Linked DNA regions of Homo sapiens: regions 2 and 3 are each linked to region 1. A link is a loop called in an ENCODE intact Hi-C map of the cell type or tissue named here. Cell type or tissue: mammary epithelial cell. All regions are shown on one strand. Links, peaks and the distances in the headings refer to the core of each region. The heading gives the core; the rest is flanking DNA.

Region 1 (8,000 bases), core at 1-8,000:
GGTGTCCCAAGGGGCCTGGCTGGGCAGGGTTGGGGGACAGCCCCTGAGGCCGAGACCTGGCCTCTACTGACGACAGGGGCAACCATTCCAGGCTGGTGCGTTTTGGTTGGCGGTCATGGCTTTGGTCTTTGCCCAGGCCCAGGGCCCTGATGGACTTCCTTCTCTACCCAAAAGCCAGTCCTTGAGTAGAACTTGGAAGAAAGCAGACTGGGTGCCCACCAGGGGTGAAGAGCAGCTTTATAGCTGGACCTGGGCTGGTAAAGCATTTGAAGAAAAGCTTCAGCCACAAAAAAGAGCTGAAAACCTTTGATCTGATCTGCCTCCCAATTTGATGAATGAGGAAGCTGAGGCCCAGGAACGGGAAGGGACTTGCACAAATGCACGCAGCAAGGCGATCTTTTGGCCCCCAACTGGGCCCCTGCAGGAGGAGGGATAGGCTGCTCCTCCACCTTTCTGGAAAGGAGCTATGGAGGGGGACCCCCCCACACACCAGCCCCAGACAGATGCTCAGTGGCCTCTGCCACTGAGTGCCTGCCACCTGCCAGAGTCACAGCTCTTTGGAGCCAGGAAGGGTCAGTGTCCCCTCCAGTTGCCCAGAGAGGGAAGGGCCACTGGTAAGTTTTGCAACTCCAGTGCAAAACTTACCGGAGAACCGCAAGGGTAGGTTACTAATAGAGCAGTTTCTGGAGCTTTCTGTCCTTAGAGATGCTCAACTGGAGAGGGCCCTGGAGTTAGAATTCCCACAGTCTCCCCAGGTGATTCTGATGCAGGGGGCCCCAGAGGCCACCTCGCAGGGCAGTGCACCCTGCACGCATTCCAGCAAGTTCCCTGTGCCGTGTCCGTGCCCTCTCACCAATGCAGACGTTCTCATCATCCAGCTCTGCCGAGCCGTTGCGGTAGTAGCCCAGCCGGCAGTGCTGGCAGTGCTGACCTCGCGTGTTGTGCTTGCAGCTGACGCAGGTCACCACATTCAGGAAGTCAATGTAGCTGCAGCGGTTGGAGTGACCGTAGCATTCGCAGTCTGGGCCGGCCAAGTGGGAGAAATACCAATGGTCAGCGAGCATTCAGGGAAACTGAGGGACAGGGCGAGGAAGGACTCACCCCAGGTCATGCAGGGACGGAGGAAGGCATCTTTGGAAAAGGTACCGGAAGGTGCCCTAGGCCTCCCACCCTTCCATCGGATTCAGGAAGAGAGAGGCCTCCCTGCTTTGAGCCCAGAGGAGAACCTGAGTAGGCTGAGCCCAGGGATTCCCACCTGGCCCTGTGGGCAGGGAACCAGGGAGGGCCAGTGGGCAGCTCCTGCTAATGCCTGGCTGGGCACCAGGGCCAAGCGCTCGCTGAAGGATGCCCACATGCCGGGGTGATTAGAAAGTGATTCATGCAAGGAGGGCAGGGTCATGCCACCTGGCTGTGCACTGGGGGAGGGCGACGCCTGGGTTCACGGCGCTCGCCGTGGTATCCTCGGGTAGATGAATGCATGGATGGACGCTGGACAAGATGCAATGGGCCAGGAGCTCCTGCCCATGCTGCTTTGGAAGATGGCTGGGAGGAAAACGCCCACCTGCCAGACCCTTTCTTATTAGCCTGAGCTTTCTGCAAGTTTGATTGTTTTGCAGGATGCTAAGAGTGAGTGCCACTTTAAAGCAGGAGCCCTGGGAACCTGCATGCCTCCCCCTGGTCCTGGCCCGGCTTCTGACTCGCTGCTCCTGGAAGCACATGGTTTCATACCAAGGACCACCACCACCATGTCCTGCCGCCTCCTGCACCCCACCCCTACGTGGTTCTCAGGCTGACCCCTGCCTAACCAGCTCCGCTCCAAGGACCAGACAAGCCCGTGACTGCCTGGGGCAAGGCTCTCAGGGATTGGAGGTGAATCCCACATTGTCAATGGAGGATTTGGTGAGGAAGGTCACCATCCCTAAGAATGGGGGGGCATCCCTTGATGTTCCTACGAAGGGACACAGTACTCACCCACCCACCCACCCTCCAGCAAGAAAGCCAATGTGGCTGCCCCCGAACAAGGAAGGACAACGGCCACCCTCTTGAAACACCATCTGTGTATCTCTAGAGGACCCAGCTTCCCTTTTGTGATGGGATGAGGGACTGACCCAGTGGTCAAGGGCATGGGAGACTAGAGAAACAGCCTGTGCCCAGGAGAGATGGTGGGCACTCCCACCTGTGGGCCACCTAGTCCTGCCCCCTTCACTTTGTCCCTCCAGAGATAATGAGGAGATGAGGCATCCTCTAAGTGTCCCAAAGAGCAGCATCGGTGACCCGTGTGTCCCAGATTCTGCTTCAACCAACACGAGCCCCAGGGCCACACCTCCCAGGGGAGCCGGGATGGGCTATTTCTGGCATCTGCTCTGCCTGCTGTGTGGCCTGCCCACTGTGCCCAAGTTGGCTTCTGACTCATACCTGCTCCCAGCTCCCTTGGGGAGGGAGGCCTGTAGGGAAGAGAGACTCAGTTTAACCTTGACCCAGCTACTCCAGGAGGGTTTTCGGAGCCAGGCATCGGTCCTCTATCCTGCACCGTCTTTTTCCAGCGGCGGATGGGGAACAGGTGTCAGGGAGGGCTGATGGGGCCCCAGGTCCATCCTCTTACCTTGGAATTCTTCAATAGGCATCACTTGAGGAGATTTGGGCTTGAGCTGGAAAAGTTTGTAGCCCTTGGCAGGGGCAGGGGCAGCGGCAGGGGTGCCCACAGCTTGGAGAGATGAGAAACAGGTTCTTTCGTCTGTCATGGTCCCACTGCCCAGGGAAGAGCCCAGCAAAGGCTTCCGAGCCGCCCTGGGCCAGCTCTAGGGCAGGCAGCCTTGTCGCCTGCTCAGATGTGAGGGAGGGAGAGGCCCCTCTGGCCTCAAATCACACAGCCCCTCTCCTCGAAGAGCCCAGGGAGGTGGGGCCCCTTCCTGAAGGAAACACAGCACATCCCAAGCTTGCAAATCAGCCCTGCCCTTGGTCCCCTCTCTGAGACCATGGACACATCTGGCTGGATTAATCCTCCAAATGACTTCTGTAACCCCTGACACCCCCGCGCCCTGCTAAGACCTTCTTGGAAGCCAAACTGTTTTTAGATAGATTGACATCACATTGCACACCACGCCCGTCTCTTGCTCTCCCCACCGCCTCTCCAAACTTCCTGGAGCATCAAACCCAGAGACTAAACTTGGCATTTAAGGACTTTGGCATCTCCCTTCCTTTCTGAAACACTCTTCCTGCTCCAGCCGAAGTGAATCCTTCGCTGTCCCTGGAGTCCCACTCGCAAGTGCTGTCAAGCCAGGAACACGGACGGCACCTGCCTTCCACTGCCCAGAATCCCGCTGGGACCCCAACGCCCTATCTGTGGGTGAGCAGGCCACTGTCCCGGGATCGTCACTACCTTGGCTTCCCTCTGGGGGTCTGTGGTGCCCTGGTTGGCCCAGGGTAGGGAAGCGATGGCTCCCGCCAGCTCTGTCTCCATCACCACAGAGGACACCAGGCCCAGGTCCTCCAGGTTTCTAGGAACCGAGCCTCAGACCCTCTCTAAACATGCTTCCAGCGCCAGAGCTTCCTGCCAGTAGAGGGCGCTCAAAGCCCTGCTCGCTGCTCAGAGCTGGGGCTGGAGGAAATTTGAACATGTGAGCTGGAAGGAACAGCTCACCTGTTCCCTAGACCTCAGGCCCTAATTCCCCACCCAGGCTTGGTGAGCTGGGGCCAGGGACAATTTCCCTTCTGGAGAGTCGGGCAGGCCTGCGCGTTTCCTTGGCATGTCTGTCTATGGCTACAGATGAGCCCTGTGTCTCCTCCCACGTAGCAGGAGGATGTCAGTGTCTTCCAGGACCCCGCCCTCCCTCCTTTAACCCACACATTTTCCACTTTGTCAGGCTCCCTGCCATCCCACTGCCAAGCCTTTGCCCCGGCTGGCCCTGCGGCCTGGAATGTGCTGCCTTCTCCCTTCACCCACCACAGTCCACCCTCCGAGGTCTCATGGCCCCCGCTCCTGCAGGAAGCCCCCTCTGACTCTCTGATCCAGCAACTGCCCAGGTGTCCTGTGAGCAAGGGCAGCTGGAGAGGGGGGTTCCTGTCGTGGGAGGCGGGGCCTCTACCAGACTCCGAAGCCCTCGGAGGGAGTGCTGGTGGAAGGGCTTGGCGTGGGGGTGCCACATGGAACCTCTTGAAGCAGGTGAGCTTGGGGGCAGAGCTGGTAGACCTGCTCTACCAGGCCGCTCCCTCACCACTGTGCCCTAGAGCTCCCCAGGCACCGACATTCTACACCCGTGCCCTCAGTTGGTTCCTGCGGCCCCCCTCCAACCTCAGGTCCCCACCATGCACACCTGCTACTTCCACTACAGAGGGAGGGGCCTACGAGTCTAAGAGGGCGCTTCCCCGGGGTCTCAGGCCCATCACAGGCCTTGCCCCCCCATACCTTCTGCACGGGAGGCCACCTGGGACCACCTGCTCGAGAGAGGGGCAGCCGTAGATGGCCTGGTCCACTCTTGGGGGGAAGAAGAGAAGAAACCAAGTTATGCGAGGGGGTGGTGCTGAGGGAAGCTGGGTACATACTGAGGCATCACAGCCCCGCACCCCACAGGCCCCTTAGAAGCAGCAGCACTATAAGGAGAGGCTCTGTCTACACTGGCCAAAGGAATTGGGTCCAAATCTACTACATAGGCAGCATCTACACTATTTCAGCCTGTGGAGGGCACATGCAGACTTAAAGCCCGATAGATGAGAGGTGAACCCATGCCTGAGAATCTGCATATTCTTCAGCGAGACCCTTCTACACTCCCTGTGCCGTCCCCGTTCTGACTGAAGGACAGAGCTAGACCAGGTCCCGCCTCTGGGCCCAGACCTCTCTGAGCTGATGTCTCTGGCTAATGGCTGCGAAGTGGGACATGTGTTCCGGCCAAGATCTTACATGTGTCCAGAAGTGTCCTGGAAGGTGTCCTTCCTGTCCAGCCGCAATCCAGGGACCGGAGCCTTCCCCAGCATCTGACCTGCTTCCCTGATCACTGCCCTTCTACCTTCCTGACCCCTGGCCTGGCCCATTTTCACCAGGGACCCCAGCATGAACCAGTGACACAACGCTCAGCCCGTAGACTAACGGGACACACAGCCAGCAAGGCAGGCAGGCAGGGCTGGCAAAGAACTGCCCTGTGCCCAAATTTCAAAGGACAAACCCAGAGGGACAGGGGAGCGCTGCTGTTTTCCGCTTCTTGAAGGGATTATACACAACGGTGGCTGTGGGGAAAGAAAAGGAAAAGCTACCAGCTAACAAGTGCGGAAGACTTTCCAGCTGGGAGCGGGGAGCTTTGGACATGAATTGACTTTAATATGATGTTCAGTGGGAAGATGAGGCCGCCAGGCCCAAATTGGCAAGGGCTTAATTAGAGCCATGAGAAAGCCAGCCCTGAAGGCATTTGCTTCAGAGCCTGTCTCCCTCCATCCTCCGTGGCCCAGCCCAGGAAAGGATTAGTGTCTCCAGCGGCGTTTTCCGCCCGCAGCGCTGTCCTCCAGACAGCTTGACATTGGCAGGCGGGAGAAACATCTGGCCCAGGAGTTCAGAGGCCCAGCTGGACTCTGTTCAAAGAGCCCGAAGCACCTGTTGGGAGGCACTCGGGGGTATTCAGGATCTTTCAGGGACCAGGGTCTTGGGGAGGGAGAGAGTCCTGGCTTGGCTGCCCAGGGACACACTCAGGTGTGTGGGAAGCAAGTTCTCGCCATGGCCTGTGTGCTGTGCCAAGGCCCCATGGAAGCCCGGTCTGCTCCTTTGGAACTGGGAAGCCCTGCAAGCCAGGCCTTGGAGACAGCACTACTTGGCCGGGTGCGGTGGCTCACGCCTGGAATCCCAGCACTTTGGGAGGCTGAGGCGGGTGGATCACTTGAGGTCAGGAGTTCAACACCAGCCTGACCAACATGGTGAAACCCTGTCTCTCTAAAAAGACAAAAAGTAGCTGAACATGGTGACAGGTGCCTGTAATCCCAGCTACTCGGGAGGCTGAGGCAGGAGAATTGCTTGAACCTGGGGGGGCGGAGGTTGCAGTGAGCTGAGATTGCTCCATTGCACTCCAGCCTCAGCGACAAGAGCGAAACTCCATCTCAAAAAAAAAAAAAAAAAAGATAGCTCTACCTCATAGCCCCTGGAGGCCTCAGGACAATAGCTTTGGGTGGCTGAGTTGGCGAGCCCTGAGTTCAAATCCTGCCCGTGCCTCTCCATAATTCTGAGACCTTGAGCAGCTGCCCCTTTTTTCTTCTGAAACAGCTTGATTGAGGTGTAATTTACATATCATAAAATCCAGCTGCTTCTTCCTAAGCCTCGATCCCCTCACCTGTGGGACTAGGAAAATAACAGCCTCCATCTCACGGAGCTGTGAGCCCAGAATACAATGATATGATGATACAATGATACGAGCACAGCCCAGGAGAACTCACCCTCAGCTACTGCAATGATCGTTTTCATTAATGGGGGCTCTGGACAGGGGCTTCAGTTGCTGAAGAGGAGGGAGGAGCCCCTAGATGTGGGCTGTAGGGGCCACTGGCTGTCACATTGGAGCCACCTCCTCCCCTAATGTCCTGCTTCTTGATACAGGGCTGAGGGTGCAGAGCAGCACTGTCTTGCCGAGAGGGAGGGTGTGCCTTCTGCTCACTGAGGGGGTCCTGGGGACCCTCACCTCCCCTGCATTTCCCACTCTGGCCTCTGACTTTTCCTCTTTAATTCCCAACTTTGCACAATCTGCCCAGCCTCCCACGGCTGCCCTGGCACCAAGTCAGAAGCAGCTCTGCAAATGGATTCCTCTGTGTGTGTGTGTGTGTACATGTGCGTGTGCATGCCTGTGTGTGTGCATGCATGTGTGTGTGTGCATGTGTGCACTTGCACATGTGATATGGAGAGTATCTGGCCTCCCAGCCAAACCCCTGTTTGGAGACAGGCACAGCACCCACCACCACTGTTTTTGCTTCTGTCTGCCCACCACAGGCTCAGCAGCAAAGCACAGGTCCCTTGTGGCTGGGCCAACCTATGTCTGAAGTCCAGAATTCTCAGAGTGACCCATGTCTTCCACCCCAAAGAGGATTCCTGGGTCAGGAGGCTTCCCGGAAATCCTCCAATCTTTTGGCTAGCCCCTGCCTCCTGTAAATGCCTCCTGCAGAAAAGGAAGGATGTAGAAAGAGGTGGGGTGTGCTGCCCCCAGGGGAGCTGCTCTGGATGGCCTAGGAAGGAGGAGGTCTTTCTCTCAGCATTTGCCCCTGTCTGGGGAGCCTGAGTGTCCACCCAGCAACAGGCCGAGGCAGGAGCTGATGGAGGGGACTCTGCCCTTTAGAAATGCCACCCCCCAAGGGGGAAGGATCAGTGGGGCAGGTCTCCTTGGATCAGAGAGATGGAGGGCCAGGGCACTACCCAAGGGGCCAGGAGTCCCCACCAGGTCCTCCCTGCAGGGTGGCGGGGGACAGGGTGTGGCAGGCTATTGGAGCACCCCTCCCTGGCTGGGACCAGGAAGAATTCCCCTTGGTCATCGTCTTCCTGGTGCCCTCTGGGAAGGATAAATCCTTTCAGACCCCTGGCACCTGCACTGCACAGAGTGCAGGGATACTCCCCAGGTGAGTCCAGGTGAGAGCAGAGGCCCACTCCAGCACCCCCAGCCTTGAATACACGTGAATCCCTCCGTTGGAGGGGAGCGAGAATCAGGTTTCCATGCCTGTCTGTGGCAGACCCCTGAGGGGGCAGGACGTCTGGCCCTGGCCTGGCCTTGCACTACACACACAGCCTCCACATTCCCAGCAGCCCACGGTGTCCAAACTCAGCTCCAGAGGCTCCCTTTGCCCTGCTGATCAGAGACATTTGCTTTCTGGGCTAACCCTGCTCCATCCATCCCACCGGTGTGCTGCTGAGGGGCTAAGGACAGAGAGGCCCTGGGGGCCAGGTGGGGACAGGGTGTGGGCGGGGCTCCAGGGACCACGGAGGCAGAAGCACCATTGGGAGATAAGGCCAGTCTTTGGCTGCATGTCAGGATGGCCTCGCTGCC
Region 2 (8,000 bases), core at 1-8,000, 280 kb after region 1:
ATCTGTTCACCTGTTTACAGACATGTGGGTTGTTTTAGTTTTGGGGGTAATAAAAATAAAACTGGACCAGGCACATGGTCTGTAGCTCATGCTACATTGTAATCCCAATGCTTTGGGAGGCCAAAGGGGGAGGCTCGCTTGAGCTCAAGTGTTCAAGATCAGCCTGGGCAACATAGAGAGACCTTACCTCTACTAAAAATAAAAAAAATTAGTTGGACATGGTGGCACACACCTGTAGTCCCAGCTACTCAGGAGGCTGAGGCGGAGGGATTGCTTGTGCCCGGGAGATTGCAGCTACAGTGAGCTATGATCACATCACCGCACACTCCAGCCTGAGCAACACCCTGTCTCCAAAAAAAAAAAAGAATAAAAGAATAAAACTGCTATGAGCATTTGTGTACAAGTGTTTGTGTAGATATAACATTTTACTTTTCTTGGGCAAATATCTAGGAGTGGAATTCTTGAATCTTATGTTGTATGTGTATATTTACCTCTATAAGAAACTGCTAAACAGCTTTCCAAAGTTGTTCTGCCACTTTGTACTCCTACCGGCAGCGAATGCGACGTCTCCTTGCTCTGCATCCTCACCGACATTTCATATTGCCAGTTCTTGTTATTTTAGCCATTCTAGTGCAGGCCAAGTACATTTTGCATTTTCCTTTGATTATTGATGTTGAGCCTCCTTTTAGGTGCTTACTGGCCTGAAGATTGGCATGTCCTTGTTACAAAGTAAGTATCTGTTCAGATCTTTTGCCCTCTTCTAGTCCTACTCTGCTGAAAGTGTGTATGTGTTTTTTTTTTTTTAATCATCAATTGGGTGTTGAATTTTGTCAAACGTTTTTTCTGCATTTATTGAGGTGATCAAATGATTTTCCTTTATTTTAATATGGTAAGTTACATGGCATGGATTGATTTTTAAAAAATTCTTATTAAGTACACATAACAGATAATTTAACCACTTTTAAATGTTACAATTCAGTGGCATTAAGTACATTCACTTTTTTTTTTTTTTTTTGAGGCGGAGTCTCACTCTGTCACCCAGCTGGAGTGCAGTGGCGTGATCTCGGCTCACTGCAACTGCTGCCTTCTGGGTTCAAGCAATTCTTGTGCCTCAGCCTCCTGAGTAGCTGGAATTACAGGCGCCTGCCATCATGCTTGGCTAATATTTGTATTTTTAGTAGAGATGGGGTTTCGCCATGTTGGCCAGGCTGGTCTCAGACTCCTGACCTCAGGTGATCTGCCCGCCTCGGCCTCCCGAAGTGCATTTACATTTTTGTGCAGCCATCACCGCCATTCATCTTCAGAACTCTTCATCTTGCAAAACTAAAACTGTGCCCACTAACTGTAACTTCCAATTCCCACTCCACCATCTCCTGGCAGCCACCATTCTACTTTCTGTCTCTATGGATTTGACCTCTGTAAGTATATCCTAAAAGTGGAATCAGACAGTATTTATTTTTTTCTGACTTAGCGTAATTTCCCCAAGGTTCATACCTTTAGCAGGTGTCAGAGTAATATTTCATGGTATGGCTAGAACACAGCATGGGTTGATTTTTGAATGTTAGTCCAATTTTGCATTTCTGGAATACACTTGATCATGATATATTATCTTTTTTATATATTGCTGGATTCTATTTGCTAATATTTTATTAAGGAATTTTGTATCTTTGTTCATGGAAGAGTATTGTCTATAACTTTCTTTTTCTTTTGTAGTGTCTTTCTCTAGTTTCAGTATCAGGATAATGCTTGATCCATTAAATGAGTTGAGAAATATTTTTTCTCTGTTTTCTGAATTTCCATATGATTGATACTATTTCTTCCCTAGATAGTTGATAGATTTAACTGAGGGATCTGTGTGGGTCTGGAGTTTTCTTCATGGGAAGATTTTTAATAACAAATTCACTTTTAGCAAAATAGATGTAAAGCTTTTTAGATGTTTATTTCTTCTCATGTCAGTTATATAACTTACATCTTTCAAAGACATCCACTTCGTCTAGCTGTCGAAGAGATTGGTTCATAGTATTCTCTTCTAATGCCTCTAGAATCTGAGCGATGTCTCATCATTCATTCCTGATATTGATAAATTATCTTCCCTCTTTTTGCTCTTGATCAGTCTAACTAGCGACTTCTCAGTTTTGTTGATTTTTATTTCCATAACCTGCTCTTGGTTTTGGTGATTTTTCTGTATCTGTCTTCTATTTCATTGATTTACACACATTATTGCCTCCTTGTACTTACCTTGGATTTAATTTTCTCTTCTTTTTCTTTTTTTAATGGAAGCTTAGATATTTGATCTTCAAGTCTTTTTTCTTTTCTTATATAGGCTTTTAAAAACTATAAATTTCCCTCTGAGCATGGTTTTAGCTGCATCCCACACGTTTTAATATATTTTTATCATTCAGCCCAAGGTATTTTCTAATTTCTCTTGTGATTTCTTCTTTGACCCGTGAGTTGTTTAAAAGTGTGTTTAATTTCTGAATATATGGGGGCTCTTTATGTTATATTTTTGTTATTTATTTTTCACTTCAGTTGTGGTCAGAGAACATATTCTGCATGTTTCGAGACCCGGCTTATGGTCTGTCTTGGTGAGTGTTCCAGGTGCACTTGGAAAGGATGTACCTTCTACTGTTTTGGGATATAGAATATATATGTCATTGGGTTAACCCTGTTCAAGTCTTCTGTATTCTTACTGACTTTCTGTCTACTTGTTCTGTCAATTACTGAGAGAGGCGTGGTATTGACTATTTTTTAGGAGCATACACATTTAGGATTGTTATGTCTTCTGGATGAGCTCATCCTTCTAAGCTTTTAAAAAAATAATAATAATTCTTATGACCTTCCTTGCTTATAAATAATGGGTTTCGTTCACCCCTGAAGTTGTCCCCTTTCTCTGGGCAGAGGAGTTTCTTTGGGGTGGCATGCTATGGGAGAGAAATAGGTAGTAGGGCTCAGAGGGTCAGTGGTAGCATTGATGAGCAGAGGGGTCAAATTGATTCACTTTCTTTCTCCTCTGATATACAATATAAAAGAGTTTCTGCCAGAACTTGAAAGACTGCCACAAGACTTCTCAGCTTCAGGAGATCACAGCTGAGGCTAGTTAATGGTTTGTTGAGGCCACCTTAAACCTGTAGAGGGCACCCTCTAAAAGTTTGTTCAGGGCATTGCAAGCATCAATCCACCTGTCTCAGGTAGACTCCTAGATTTGGCTCCACTGAGAGAAGTATGTTCTGGTGTGGTTTTTAACTCCTTTGAAAAGGGCAAAAGGGATTTTGGAGCCACTGAGCGTGCATGCTGCTGGCTGTGGGAAAGACATTTTCTATCAAGGAGGCCCTCCTCCTGTGCTCACATCACACATTCCCAGACATGCATCCCAGTGTGGTCAGCTCCCAGCTGATTGATCACTGGCAGCCCTTGCTTAGTGGTGCTGCTTACCTAAACACCCTGGCCACTCCTAGGGTGCTTGTCCATTTCTCCTTCTTCAATATATGCAAATATATGCATGAAAACTTTTTTAAAAAGATAAAAAGGCTGGGCATGGTGGCTCATGCCTGTAAACCCAGCACTTTGGGAGACTGAGGCGGGCGGATCATCTGAGGTCAGGAGTTTGAGACCAGCCTGGCCAACATGGCGAAACCCTGTCAAAAATTAACCGGGTGTGGTGGTAGGGGCCTGTAATCCTAACTACCCAGGAGGCTGAGGCACAAGAATCACTTGAACCCGGGAGGCAGAGGTTGCAGTGAGCCAAGATCATGCCACTGGCACTCCAGCCTGGGTGACAGACAGAGACTCCATCTCAAAAAAAAAAAAAAAAGATATAAAAGTGAAGATTTATTTAGAGTGGGGGAAAAAAAACCCCACAATTTACGAACAAGGCAAAACCCTTTTGGAACGAAGCTGTTTAATTACCTGCCTTACTGTAAGATAGTGTTTCTAAACTCAGTCATTTGCAAACCAACTGTAGAATTTTTGCCATAACCTTTGGCCAGCTGTTCTATTATTTGTATAGTATTTTTAATATTCTTAAATAATGTAATTTTAATTATAATTTGTATAATATTTGTATAATTTTTTAAAGCCTAGCCTCTGTGGTACCATGACTGAGCAATGCTATCTATGAAATCACAGGTTTTATTTACTAGTTGTATATTGTTCTATACCTACAGATATTGAAATGAAAAATGTTCATCCATATATCACCTAAAACCACTTTTATGTGTATGACATTTTGGAAACTGTTAGTCTGTGCAAATTCACACCTGCAAATATGAACTTGACAGTAAACTTAAAGGAAAAAGCAAACTTTGCAGTGGCCTGAGAAGGACTACTTTGTGGCTACAGTTTGGAGGTGCCAGGGCACTTTAGGAAGGAAGGGGAAATAAGAGAGGCAGCAGAAAACCAGACTGGGGTACCTGTTTCTCAGGGAGGCAGATCCTTCCATTATCCTGTTTGGATGTCTTGAATTTCTAAACTAGCCGCATCCACAGTTAAAATACTCCAGGGGAAAATTATTAAATGAATGTTGTTCAGTTAAGCAGAGCGCATGTAAATTTTGTTTCATTACTAATCTAGAATACTTATATCACTGTTACCTTCAGTTGGTTTAAATATTCTTCAATTTACCATGTTTCTTACTCTAGCAGGGTTGGTTTTAATGTCATGTGTTTTATTTAGGAAGAACTTTTTGTTCTGAGAAGAAATTGTCTAAGGGAACGATTTCCAGATTGAGGAGACTTTAATAAAGGGACTGTTTCCAAAGGTGTGGGCAGGGTATAAGGAACCCATAAGGGACTAGGGCAGTACCTGGGCTAGTGCCCATGGGCGGAGCTGTTACTATCCTTCCCCCAGGGGTAAGAGGAGGGCATACTTACTGCAGCCCAGAGTGAGAGAGAGAGCTGCGTGGAGAGGGATCCTGACAGAGCTATGATGAGGGTTGTAGCCAGTTCCTGGGGAATTTGTAGGCAGGATAAATACCCTGACCTCACTGCTTTTCCACCTTCCACATCTCCCTTTGGCCAAACTCAGCCAGAGGGCAAAGGAGCCCATGGATGCAGTCCACGTGGGTCAGCTTTTTGGGGCACAGACCACTGTGGAGAGGGTGGGTCTGGAGAGGGTGAAGGCTCTGGTCATTTCCCACCCAATGCTCTTTACATAAGGTAGTGGGGCAGGGGGTGGAGAAACAGTGAACATGAAACATAGCTGCTGCTGCCCCCCTGCCGCCAGGAACAAGGTCTGTGATGTCATTGGTCATGGGTGACTTCTGCTTCCCCCCAGTCCATGTCCCTGTTATCCTCTGCTGCTGGTGCCTCTGCTGAATAGTGGAATGAACCAGACCTTTCCTGCTGTAGGATTGGAGAAATTGGTGTTTTGCTGTTACTGAGTTGTCACAGCTAGCCCTCAAGGACAAGGACCCTTGGCCTCGTGCTTCTCCTGCCCTCTGAGTCTCCGGCCAGTGCCTAGTATTGGTCAGAACACAGCTGGAAGCCAGAGAGGAAAAAGGCTTGTTGATGTAATCTGTGTGTAGGCCAGCCTCCTGGGGCACAGTGCGGGATGGCAGAGGGACAAACGAAAGCTCTCCAGCATAGTCCCTGTTCTAGAAGCCAGATCCATTTACTCCAGCTCACTTCCTGACTAGGTCATTTCAGGATCATGCCAAATATGAACAGTCTGTCCACTCTCTCGTTGGCCTTCTTAGAAAAATAATGAAAAGAACTGTGCTTACTAACTGAAATGCATTGATGTAGTAAAATGAACCAGAAACCTGAAAGAACATCCCTGCTTTTAAAGCTCATGCTTCGAGGTGTTTTCATGACTGCAATTAACTTTTTGAGGCTTTGTATTTCTGTAGACACAAACAGAAGTTCCTAACCTTTTTGTGCAGAAAAAGACAATGTTTGTACACATAAAAGGAACAGCTAATACCATTATTTGCCTATTTTGTGTTAAGTGCTTTATGTGCTGTGTTCACTCCTTTACTTCTCATAATGATTATGTGAAGAGGATAGTGATGCTACCTTATTTCACAGATAAGGATGCCAAAGCTTAGAGAGGTTAAAGTAACTTGTCCAAGATGAGGGCACTGTGAGAACTTGAGCATCTAGGTCCCTGTGATTCCTAAGCCCCAGCTTCAGACTCTGTTGTGCTGAATAGAGTTGTAAGGAGTCCACGTGCAAGATTCATTTATCAGTTGTCTGTTGAGAGCCTGCTGTGTGCTGGACAGTGTGCTGGGGGCTGATGGCAGGGAGAAATATGGCCTGTGCCTTCCCCCTGTGGAGTTCTCAGTCTAGTGGGCAAGGTAAACAAATAAACAGTCATTCCCCCACATGTGTGAGATAGACTGTGATGTGTACTATGAAGGACAGGGCAAGGATACCGTGATTGATGACACTTGTCTGGTGTGCATTTGAGGGCCTTGGAGAAGGCTTCTCTACTGAAGGTTCTGTTCAGTAGACACCCGAAAGCAATTCACTTAAGAGGTTGGGGGATGAGTCCTGAGGTGGGAAAATCTGGAGCTCCAGCCGAGGCACCTCGCCCAGGAAGGTCTGTTTTTGTGTGAGTTACTTTCCGTTTGTCATCATCTCAGTCCTGCTTTATAACCCAGCTGCCCTACAGTAATGCCCTCAGTAAAGGGGAGAGGAAGGGCACAACTTCACTGTGTCTGTTCACTTTGTTGGATGACATTTTGTGATTAAGAAATTTTTACTACTTGTAGAAGAAACAATTACAGAACAAAGTTGTGTTTACTCTGGGATCTTTATTTCTCTTTGATTCAGTCTACTTAAATCAGTCCCGTTCACCACATGTTTATTGAGTATGCATTATGTGCAGGATTATTGCAGGAATTAAAGACGTGAGCCTCAGACTCTCCCCTCAAGGAGTTGATTGTCTGATGAATGACTATCAAACTTACTGTCATACAAATAGCGTGTTTGTCCCAGGAGGGGTTCTGCGGTTTCCTCAGATGTGTTGACTGTTTCTGACTCTGAGTGTGCATTTGCTTTAATGTATGGTTATGACTAGAACAAGTCGTTCAGTGATTGTGATCATTCTCTTTGGCGTTTCTTTTTGTGAAATCTACCATGTAGATTCTCAGGGACGTTAAAAAAATCAAATGGAAATGAAATAATGGTTCTACACGTGTGCGGCAAACTGAGTAACTGGAAGCAGTCACCACATCCGAGCATTGCCAAGAGGTGCCACAGCGACAGTCCTCAGCCCTTCCTGGGCACGGGAGGGAAAGCCATTGGAATGTGGGAAGGCAGGCATCATCTGCCCTCGCCAGCTCCTGGTTGAATGTCTGCCGCCCACAGGTTGCTTTGCTTTAACTCCATGTGAATTGTTGCATCTCAGTTCACCATCTATCTGAGCTCCAAGCGTCATTTCACCAGATCTGACAGAAATGGCTGACTTAATAACCGTTGTTAATTGGTGTTGCTGGAAAGCTCAACACAGGTGTTTTATTATTAGGGGTTTTTTTTCTTTTTTCTCTCTCGTAAAGATGTAAGGGCATGCAGAGCAGGTAGCTGTTGAGTGACATTAAAATTCTTTCCCAAACTTAGTATGTTGCTTAAATGTTTTAGGGAAAACTAGGACCCACAAGATACCTGAGTAAATTTGTAATGCAAGAAGAACAGAAATTTAGAAATTATTAATTATATTAATATTTTTAGTTATTAATATAAAATAAAATGCAAAGCAAGTATTCACTGTTTCACTCCTCCCTGTTTCCTGCCAACTTTGCACATTAATTGAGAGTCACAAAATCAAAAACCCAGCAGGAGAACTTCAGGACGTTTAACCTGGTTGTCCTGTTTCTCTGGAGACAAGCCTTCTGCCTTGAAGAAACTGGAAACCCCATGAAGGCAGAGACTGCCTTAGTCATCACTGCATCCCTGAGCTCACTTAGGCACTGCATGAATATTTACCAAATGACTGGGAAGAAAGAAAACCATCAATTGATTTCATTTTGTTACTACACTACTAAAAGATTTCTCAGTTGTTTT
Region 3 (10,579 bases), core at 1,510-9,509, 420 kb after region 1:
ACAGAGAGACATCCTATTTTATCTTGCTATGTTTTAACTGTGGTAAAATATATATAACATAAAAGTTACCATTTAAACCATTTTTAGGTGTATATTGTTTGCAGCCATCACCACCGTCCATCTCCAGAACGCTTTCATCTTCTAAACTGAAACTCTGTCCTATCAAGCACTCACTCCTCATTCCCCCTCCCCATCCCCTAGCAACCTCCATTCTGCCTCTATGGATTTGACAACTCTAGGGACCACATAGAAGTGGAATTCTGCAGCATTTGTCTTTTGTGACTGCCTTATTTCACTCAGCATCATGTCCTCAAGCTTCGTCCAGGTTGTAGCATGCGTCAGAATTTCCCTGTTTCTAAGGCTGAGATATAGAGATCCTATCTATGAAATAAAATCATGTTATGGGTACAGAGTCTCTGTACCAACTGCTTTTTCACACAACATAGATTGAAAACCTTCTCCCATCAGAAACCAAGACATGATTTCCTTCCTTCCACCACTTCTTCCACCAGGTACATTCTCCTGAAAGCAGCTCTGGCCTGGGAAGCCCAGACCCTCTTTCCAGCTTGGGCACCTGGGAGGGGGCAAGTCCCACCTTAGGCCTCACTTGATCCCTGTCCAGTGAGGGGCTCGAGCTCACTCTGAAGCCCCAAAGTGCCTGCTCGTAGGCCATGTCTGGCCTACAGACACGATTCATGTGAGCTTCAGAAGTTTTCATTTTGAATCAACATAAAACATCTGGAGCTTTCACACTGTGTCAAGGGTCCATAACACCACCCCTACCTCCTGTTCAGTGATTCACTGGGACTCACAGGACTTAGCATACTCTTTGTATCACAACTATGACTTATTACAGCAAAAGGACACAAAATAAAATCAGCAAAGGGAAAGGTGCATTGGACAAAGTCCCAGGCAAGAAGGTGCCAGTTTCCAAGGGTTCCTTCCCAGGGCAGTCTCATGGGAGCAATTCCTCCTGCAACGTGTTGTAGCAGCACAGTCGAAGTGTCGTCTACCAGGGAAGCTCATTAGAGACTCAGTGCCTGGGGTTTTTATGGAGATCTGGTCACATAGCATTCTCTATCTAGCATGAAACAAAATTCCAGACCTCCAGAGGGCAAGCAGGTGTTCTGCATAAACCCCATTTTGTGTGCAAACAGTTCAGGCACAGCAAAGCAGCACAGCAAAGTTAGAGAATGGTGGCAACTCTCTCAAGATCCAAGTTCCCAGATGCCAGTCAGAGGCTACTCTTGCAAGCAGGCCTTTTAAAGGAGAGCGGTCTCAAGCACGCTATCTTAGTTCTCTTCTGCACACACATCAAAATCCAGGATTTTAAAAGTCCAAGGCTTAAGACAAAAATACAAACCATTTTGCCACCTCTCTGGGGGACAATAGCATATCTTTAAGGCAGGTGAGTAGGTCTAGGAGTCTTCATTGTTCCATTCTTGCAAATTAGCTGTAGGTTTGAGAGTAGAAAGAAGTCTAATGAAGACGTGCAACCTACACTAAAAACTGCAAAATGCCATTGAGATAAATTAACAAAGATCTAAACAAATAGAGGTATATACCATGTTCACGGATTGGAAAACTACAATACTGTAAACATATCGCTTTCCCCTAATGAATATCTAAATTCAATGCAATTTCAATCAAAATCCCAGGAGGTTTCTTTCTCATGGAAATTGACGAGCTGAGCCTAAAATTCATATAGAAAAGCTTTGGGCCAAGAATAGCCAAGAAGATCTTGAGAACAAAGAACAAGGCTGAAAGACTCACACTACAAGACATCAGAAGAAAAAAAAAACGCCACAGTAATTAGGACAGTGTGGGATTGGCACAAGAATAGACAAACTGACCGATAGAACAGAGGGAATCCAGAAAGAGACCTCCCCTCCCCACAGTGTACTCAACAGGGCAACCCAGCCATAAATGGGGAAAAGAGGGTCATCTCAAAAACATACCTCACAAGGCGAAGCATGGTGGCTCATACCTGTAATCCCAGCACTTTGGGAGGCTGAGGCAGGAAGATTGCTTGGAGCCAGGGGTTTGAGGCCAGCCTGGGTAACACAGTGAGATACCATCTCTAAAAAGTTTAAAAATTATCCAGGCGCGGTGGTGGGTGCTTGTAGTCTCAGCTACTCTGGAGGCTGAGGCAGGAGGATTGCTTGAGCACAGGAGGTCAAGGCTGCAATGAGCTGTGATCATGCCACTGCACTCTCGCCTGGGCAACAGAGCAAGATCCTGTCTCTATGACAAAACAAAACAAACATATCTCACAAATAACAAAATATCCATTCCAGGTGGATTCTAGATCTAAATGTGAAATACAAACAATAAAGCATTTACAATAAAGCATTACACTTTTGTGATCTTGGACTTGGCAAAGATGTGTTAAATAGGACACAAAACTAACCATAAAAAAAATAAATTGGACTATAGTAAGAATGTTTATTCATCAGAAGAACCTACTAAGAGAGTGAAAAGGTCATCTGTACAGTGTAATTAATGCAATATAAGGATTCATACTTATAACGTGCCTACAAACCAGTAAGAAAAAGACAGACATCCCAGGAGATAAATGGGCCTGGATAGGCAGAGAGGCCAACAGGGTTCCCAAATGAACCGAAAAATACCCCATATGACAAGAGGCTCAGCTTCATTAGCCAACAGGGAAATGCAAATACAAGCCACAGTGCAATGTCAATACACACCCACCAGAAAAGCTAAAACAAAAAAGATAGAAAATAATAATACAAGTTGGTGAGGATGTGGAGCAATGCACCTCTCTTACACTACTGGTGGGAGGAAAATGAGAACAACACTTTGGAAAACAAAAGCCATGCACCAGAATGTTCATAGCAGCACTGTTTATAATTACCCAGAAGCCCAACAATAGTAGAATGGGCAGAGTGTAGTATTCTCACGCATTGGAATACTGTACGGCAAGGAAAATTAATCATCTACCTCAACACACAGCAACGTGGATGAGTCTCCCGAATGTATGCTGAGAAATAGAAGCCAGACACCAAAGGGTACACGTGTGTCATCCCATTTATACAAAGCACAGACACAGACACGAGGGGCCTTCAAAGGTGCTGGTTCCATGGGACCAGTTTGTGAAAATCCATCCATTCATGGGCACTCACTCATTCATATACTCTGGACACTTACAGGCAATTTACTGCGTGTGTTATTAAAGGGAAATAGTTGTCTTTCTAAATCCTCCCAACATTTCAGACATCACATGTGGTTTGATGTCTGGTGTGGTTGCCCCACACCAACCAGTTCTTTAGTTCTTGGCAGACATCGACCAGGTGTCCTGCAATTTAACTGGATTCTGACACTAGCTGCCCAGAGTTAGCGCAGACCCCACAATCCTACAGACTGCACCCCACATCAGAGGCCAAGTTGGGGCCTCCTGTACTTTTGAACCACTGACTATAAATTGGGGGTTCCCACAACCCCCTTTCGTGTTCAATAATTTGCTAGAATGGTTCATAAAACTCAGGGCAACATTCATTTACATTTACCAGTTTTTATAAAGGACACGACTCAGGACCAGCCAGTTGGAAGAGCTGCATCTGGCAAGACATGGGCGAGGAGCACACAGCTTCCATGCCCGCTCTGGGCACGGCAACCTCCCAGCATTTCCGTGTGTTCACCAACCCAGGTCTCCAAACCCCGGTGTTGAGTGTTTTTATAGAGGTTCCATTCCATTGGCGTGAATGAGGATTGGAGATTAACTCAATCTCCAGCCCCTCTCCCTTCCTCAGAGATGAGGGGGCTGAATGTTCCAGCCCTCCAATTTCACGGTTGGTTCCTGTGGCCACCAGCCCCCACCCTGAAGCTATCTAGGGGCCCCCAGCCACCAGTCATCTCATTAGCATATAAAAAGACACTCATCACTCCAGAGATGCCAAGGGTCTTAGAAGCTCTTGGATCAGGAACCGGGGACAAGACCAAATATTATTAAATATTATTAACAAAAGATGCTGCCATCACTTCATCACTCAGGAAATTACGAGGGTTTTAGAAGCTCTGTGCCAGGAGCCAAGAGCCAGGGCAGAGAACAAATACATATTTCCTATTATGTCAGTTATACGTAAATAAAAGTAAACACAAACATTTGGGGACAAAAAGATGGGGCGTGGCTGTGGCTTACCATACGCCACTCAGTTGACATTGTGACCTGTGACTTGGGTTATCTCCAAGACCCCTTCTCCTGGCCCCAAGAGGCCTCCAGTAGGACGTCTTTGTTCCCAGCTGTGATTTGGAATCGTGCCAAGAAGCCAGACGCCACTGTGCCGCCAGTAGATCCAGGTGCCATTGTTGTTTGCCACATTATAAAGATTCTGGTCCAGGCACGGTGGCTCACGCTTGTAATCCCAGCACTTTGGGAGGTGGAGGTGGGTGGATCACCAAGGTCAGGAGTTCAAGACCAGACTGGCCAAGATGGTGAAATCCCATCTCTAGTAAAAATACAAAAATTAGCCGGGCGTGGTGGTGCACGCCTGTAATCCCAGCTACTCAGGTGGCTGAGGCAGGAGAATTGCTGGAACCCGGGAGACAGAGGTTGCAGTGAGCCGAGATGGCACCCCTGCACTCCACTCTAGCCTGGGTGACAGAGCGAGACTCCATCGCAAAAAATAAATAAATGAATAAGGGTTCTGACAATTCAGAAATCTAAAACCTCCTGGGGAAAGCTGGCTCTCACCCTGGCTCAGGGTCCAGTTCCAAGACCAGCAGAGGGAAGCCACTGGGAAGCCCTGCCCAGCCCATGCCCCTCCAGGGAGAGAGGGCCTCTCCAGGCTCTCTGCTGACACAGGCTGGCACTGCAGGCTCTGCACAGCAAAGTCGGGCAGCCCAACCCATTGCTGATGGGACTTTAGAAGCCAGCTGCACAAATCTCAGCTCTGCCTCTTACTGGCTGTGTGACCCTGGCAAGTTATATAACCTCTCTGGACCTCCACTCCCTTATCTGCAGCATAGGCCTAAGCCCCCATTGATGGGGTTGTCGTGGACATTAACTGGAATATTCACAAAGCATCACTCAGCACCGAGCCTCGCACAGCCCTCGGCACACGGCACCTAGCACTCTGACTGTCATTACCATCGCTCTCCTTTCTCACTCTTTAGTTCATTTCTGCTTCTAGATTTCACCACTCTGGATGAAGTCTGTGAACTCACCATTCCTCAAACCTGTACGATAATGTCCAATATCCAACAGAAGTAGCAAAGTGACTTCTGAGATGAAGTCTTTATAACCCACGTGGTCAACACAACTAACTAGTACCCAGGTGCAATGTTGTGTTCACCATCTGTTCCCTTCTTTCTGCAACTCACATGCAGTATGCGCTTACTATTGCAACAACCTGGGCTGCAACCACGGAGAGTAGATGAGAAGCGCCTCCGCAGGTTTCACAGGGGAAAATTTATTACTGCAACTTCAAGCTACAGAACGAGCCCGAGCTTGCGGTTTGGGAGCCAGCGGCAGCTGGAGCTTGCGTTTCACTTGGCTCTTAGGAAAATGATACAGTAGATTCCAAATGCCCCCCAAACCCCCGCCTCTGGATTCAGAGCCCAGGGGAATTCTTCCAGGTTAATACAGACCAGCTCCAAAAGACATTCTCCAGAAAGGTTTACTAAAAACCCCAGCTTCCTCCCTCCAGTGGCTCAGTCTAAGACCTAGAGTGCAGAGAGGCTTGAGCACCTGGGGCATCACCACTAATGCCCAGCAGACAATGTCGACTCAGGTTTCCAGAGGCTGTCACAGTCACCAGGTCTCTCTTTGAATCCCCCAGACCCACAGCTCTGGGGTAAATGGGTCTGTGAGGCCCCTGGAGGGAAATAAATGGACTTCTCAACTGCTGGGGCAGGAAAGCGTCAATCAGCTCCAGGCCAGCAGGGTATCATGCAGGATGGCAACGTGTAGCAGGCAGTCTGCCACTCCCCTGCCCACGCCCTTGGCAGGCATTGCTAATCCATCCCCGTGCTCATTCCCATCGATCCCCAGCATGGCTTCTGAATCCTTCTTAGCCCACGGCAGCGAGAATGACTGATGGGAGTGAGTCAGGGAAATATTTAGGGTAGAAGGAGGACCAGATTTAGAATCAGGAACCTGGGCTGTAGCTCCATATCAGCCCCTGGTTCCTCGTGATATCTCCAGGTGATTGTTGAACTCAAAACCCCTGTTTTCTGATCTGTAGAATGGGGATGAATGTAGGAGAGAGACTGGTTATTAAATTGGGCTCAAGTGCTCTCCCCTCTCAGGGGCACAGGTAGCCTTTGACAAGCACCAGCTCCTGCTACAGCCGCGAGACCCCGGGCCATTTCCGAGCCTCTCAGCCTCCCATTCCATGACCAAACAGTGGGAACAGTAAGTGATCTCAAAGATGCGGTCAGAACGCAGGGAGGGCATGCACAGAATGCACTTAGCCTTGTCCCTGGCCTGCAAGAAGTGCTCGAAAAATGCTATGCAATGTTGCTGTTTTCTTTCTTTTTTCTTTTTTTTTTTTTTTTTGAGATGGAGTCTTGCTCTGTTGCTCAGGCTGGAGTGCAGTGGTGCGATCTCGGCTCACTGCAACCTCTGCCTCCCAGGTTCAAGCGATTCTCCTGCCTCAGCCTTCTGAGTAGCTGGGACTACATGCACGTGCCAACACGCCCAGCTAATTTTTGTATTTTCAGTAGAGATAGGGTTTCACCATGTTGGCCAGGCTGGTCTCGAACTCTTGACCTCAAGTGATTACCCGCCTCAGCCTCCCAAAGTTCTGGGATTACAGGCGTGAGCCACCATGGCTGACCCGCATTGCCGTTTTCTAACTGTAGCCTACTGAAGAGCCATCTCATGTCATTGATGCTGCTGAATCAGCCAAAGAGAAAGATTCAAAGCTTCTTCCCACCCTCTGCCCACCCTTCCCTGTCCTCAGTACAGCTGACTCATGCAGAGGAAGGGCTGGTCCCTTGGTGGATGCTGACTGGGAACTTGGGAAGCTACCTGGATGCTGCTAGGAACTTAGAACTGGATGGTTCTGAGTTCACGGTGCTGAGTGGGTCGCCGTGAAGGGCTTGCTGTTCCATGGATGTGAACTGACCCCTTCCCCTGTGTCTCCACAGGATCCCATGGCAACCGCCTGAGGGGCGACTGGGCCCCAGAGGGATAAAGGGTGCTCAGTGGGGGTGAGGGTAATCCAGGAAGGCTTCCTGGAGGAAGAGGGGTGAGCTCCACCTGGGATGGGATCACCTAATTACTTTTGGGTACTTGGTCACCTAATTACTTTTCCCACCAGGATGGCAGCAAACCCCATGGGAAAATGGTATCCAGGGAGGGGAGAGGAAGCCCGGAGCTTTCATGGGGAGAGCTTGTTCCCTGGCTATGATGGAGTGTGATGGGGACACAGCCACCCCCCTCCCTCACTCATGCCTTGGCCAGGGCAGGGGTCTCCCCCACCTTCCTGCCTGCCTCTTCCACATCACTGGGGCTTTCTTGCCTTTCTGCTTCCTGTGGGCAGGAGAGCTGGGGACAGAGATGCTTTCTTGCCCAGTTCTGTCTCAGAGTCCCACTCCAGCCTGGCGCTCTCAGCTGTCTTGGCGGAGCCCTGCTCCCCTTATTGGGGTCTGGCAGCAGGGGGGTCCCTCCTCCCAGGTATCAACCCAGGTGGCCCCACTGCCCCCAGTTCAGGAACCTGGGGAACCAGGCAACCCATTCAGTCTGTGCTTGGGGGGCCTGGACCGGCTTCCCAGCACCCTCCACCTAACAGCACTAAGAAGCTACCTCTGGGGAAGTGCCAGGAGCGCCCACACTGAGCGGCAGGGTGGCCAGGGTCACTTCCCCTGCGGGCAGGTCGGCCAGGGTCACTTCCCCTGCGGGCAGGTCCAGGAAACCCTACCCTCCCATGGCCTTGAGACGCTGCATGTCCAAAGGCCTCCCACTCACAGCCCTCTCCACTTCCAGCCCCATCCCTGATGCTGTGGCCTGGGCTTCTCTGTTCTCACTGGCCAGGCCCTCGAGAGCGCCAGGCAGCCCAGAGAGACAGCAGCTTCACTTATGAACAAACAGAGGTTCTGGGACACAGTGGTCTTGCTGGGGTCCCTCGGCCTCACGGGGCCTCCCTCCCCAAGCTGGAAGCCCACCCAGCCACCAACACAGCTAGCCAGTCCAAGGCCAAACATGAGGTGTGCTCTCAAAGAAATCAGGTTGTTAGCATTCTGGAAATGTCTGCACCTCCCCAAGCCTTGAGCTGCGTTCCCTCAGCTGTGCTGCTGGGGAGGAGGGTTTGGGGCTGATGAATTGGCCAAACACACTGCCAACTGTCAGTGATGAAAAGAAAAACAACAGCAGGGCTGGGTGCGGTGTCTCACGCCTGTAATCCCAGCACTTTGGGAGGCCAAGGCGGGCAGATCACCTCAGGTCAGGAGTTCAAGACCAGCCTGGCTAACATGGTGAAACCCCGTCTCTACTAAAAATACAAAAACTAGCTGGGTATGATGGCACACATCTGTAATCCTAACTATTCAGGAGGCTGAGGTAGGACAATGGCTCGAACCTGGGAGGCGGAGGTTGCGGTGAGCTGAGGTCTTGCCACTGCACTCCAGCCTGGGTGACAGAGTGAGACTCCGTCTCAAACAACGGCAGGACCTGTGACGCCCTGAACTCTTGCCATGGGTCAGCCCTGTGCTGCAGGAAGAGCCCACGTAATCCCCAGCACACCCCTGGGAGGTGGGAATTACCACTGATTATTACCCACATGTTACAGACCAGGAAGCTCAGAGAGGTCAGGAGACCCAGCCAAGGTCACACCGCTAGGCAGTGGAGAAGCTGGGACTGAACGCCTCATCGCATGGTCTGGCTACCTCCTCCTGCCACCTCATCCTTTGTCAGAGGCCAGTGACTCACGGGCAGAGCAGCCCCAGCCTCAAAATCTCAATGCCTGAAATATCACCATCATTGCCTGATATCTTTGGCCGAAGCCTACTCTTTAATGAATACCGCCTCCCACTGGGGAGAACCCACTGTGTGCCTCAACTCTTCTGTGGGAAGGAGTTTGAAATCCGTTCCCAAAACTAGGGAGAGACTTCTGCTTCTACAATGGAGGGGACAGAGCACTTCAGGGGAAAAGCAGCTGGTACAGGGAACAGAGAAGGGAACTAGCGTTATTAAGGACTTATTTTGTGCCAGGCAATTTTATAAACATCTTCTCGTTGCATCCAGCAGGAATTCTTATCTCCACTTTACAGATGAGGGTTGGGGAAACTGAGTCTCCAGTGCTGTGAGCCACTGGACACAGTGCGGCTGGTTAACGTGCAGCTGGGTATCTTATCGGGGTCTGATGAGGGGAAAAGGGCAGTCTTGCGGAAGCTCAGGGCAGGTGCCGGCAGCCCGGGCACAGGGAGGGCTTGACGTCCTGTGGGGACTCCAGTCCTCCTCGTTCTTCCTGAAGGCTGTACTGGCTGTGGACAGAGAGTGGCCAGAGGGGAGCAGAGGCAGCTCCTCGCAGAGGTCACCAGGCTGGAGCGGAGCCGCTGCTGCCAACCGTGCCTGCAGCCCGTGGCCCGAACGCCTTCCAGGTCTCTGCAGGGCCTCACCCGCCCTGCCAGCTCCGGGCAGCTGCTGCTTTGGGGCAGCCAGGGAAAATTCCTCACCTGACCCCTAGCCAGAGATGAGAGGTGTCCAGGCCTCAGAACCGCTGCCCTGCCTCCCCCACCACCGGCCACTAAGCACCCCCTGTGCCAGGATCTGTGCCAAGGGCTCTGTGTGCTGTGTCATCTCAGCGACTCCTCCCCCTGCCCTGTCCAAGGAATAGGTGACAACACCTGCTCGGAGAGCTAACTCAGCTTTCTCAAGGTCCCCGCTAAGCCAGCCAATGGCGCCAGAGTGAAAATGTGAATTCAGGCTGGGTCTGGAAACCCTCTCTAAACTGCTGAATTCCAAGTCAGGGACTCTGGCCTCGTGAGAAGCAGTCGCCTTTTCCATGCCAGTGTCCTGAACTTTTCGGGGTCACTCTCAGGTGAGAACAGTTTCGTGGGAGCCTCTATGAGCCAAGCCTTGTGCTGGGCTCAGGGTAAAACAGTGACAAAGGGGGACGACATCCCTGTTCCAGTGGGTCCTACAGTCAGGTGGGGCAGACGAGGCATGAATCAAGCAATCTTAGAGAGACCGGGTGGCATTCAAGGCTCAAAGCTCGCCCTGAGGGAAAGGGGTGAGCATTGGTGACAACCCAGGATGAAGCAGCGTGGACCGGCCCCGGGGTCAGGGAGGGCTGGGGTTGACATCCGATCCCCAGGGTGTCCATAGAGAGAGGCCAGCAGCTGAGGTAAGGGAGGAGAGAGCACTGTGCAGAAAGGACTGTGAGTGCAAAGGCCCTCGGGGTTGGAGGCAGAGCACGGAGGGCTCCGGGAACCAGGTCAGAGTGGCTCCAGACAGGGAGGCATGAGATGAGGCTATGATGGAACGTGGTGAGGATGGCGGGCCTGATCCTAAAAACATTGGAATTTATTGGCAATTGGCCAGGCGCAGTGGCTCATGCCTGTAATCTCGGCACTTTGGAGGCCAAGGCGGGCGGATCACCTGAGGTCAGGAGTTCGA

The links. Hi-C counts contacts between places; a loop is a spot of excess contacts. Peaks named below come from ENCODE experiments on the same cell type or tissue, not always from the same donor. Only the 100,000 strongest peaks of a DNase experiment are listed, where the experiment ranks them.
Region 2: a loop joins it to region 1, with 5 times the contacts of the local background. A loop is called at or near these places in 2 of 110 quality-filtered maps.
Region 3: a loop joins it to region 1, with 3 times the contacts of the local background. A loop is called at or near these places in 2 of 110 quality-filtered maps.

Annotation. Positions count from the first base shown.
Region 1 is chr9:132,232,125-132,240,124 of GRCh38, reverse strand. It overlaps NTNG2 (netrin G2), which reads right to left. Exons shown (of 8, transcript NM_032536.4): 6 at 854-1,021. Among named protein-coding and RNA genes, the nearest start is that of NTNG2, 74 kb to the right of the region's middle. RefSeq lists an enhancer at 1-401. In mammary epithelial cell, for the core only: a CTCF peak has its summit at 3,559 (motif pointing right); a DNase peak (open chromatin) is centred at 3,594.
Region 2 is chr9:131,949,630-131,957,629 of GRCh38, reverse strand. The region is part of intron 3 of MED27 (mediator complex subunit 27); the gene reads left to right. Among named protein-coding and RNA genes, the nearest start is that of MED27, 130 kb to the left of the region's middle. In mammary epithelial cell, for the core only: a CTCF peak has its summit at 3,123 (motif pointing right); no DNase peak of the experiment used is centred there.
Region 3 is chr9:131,811,516-131,822,094 of GRCh38, reverse strand. No RefSeq gene overlaps it. Among named protein-coding and RNA genes, the nearest start is that of RAPGEF1, 77 kb to the right of the region's middle. RefSeq lists enhancers at 4,724-5,225, 7,905-8,405. In mammary epithelial cell, for the core only: a CTCF peak has its summit at 5,397; no DNase peak of the experiment used is centred there.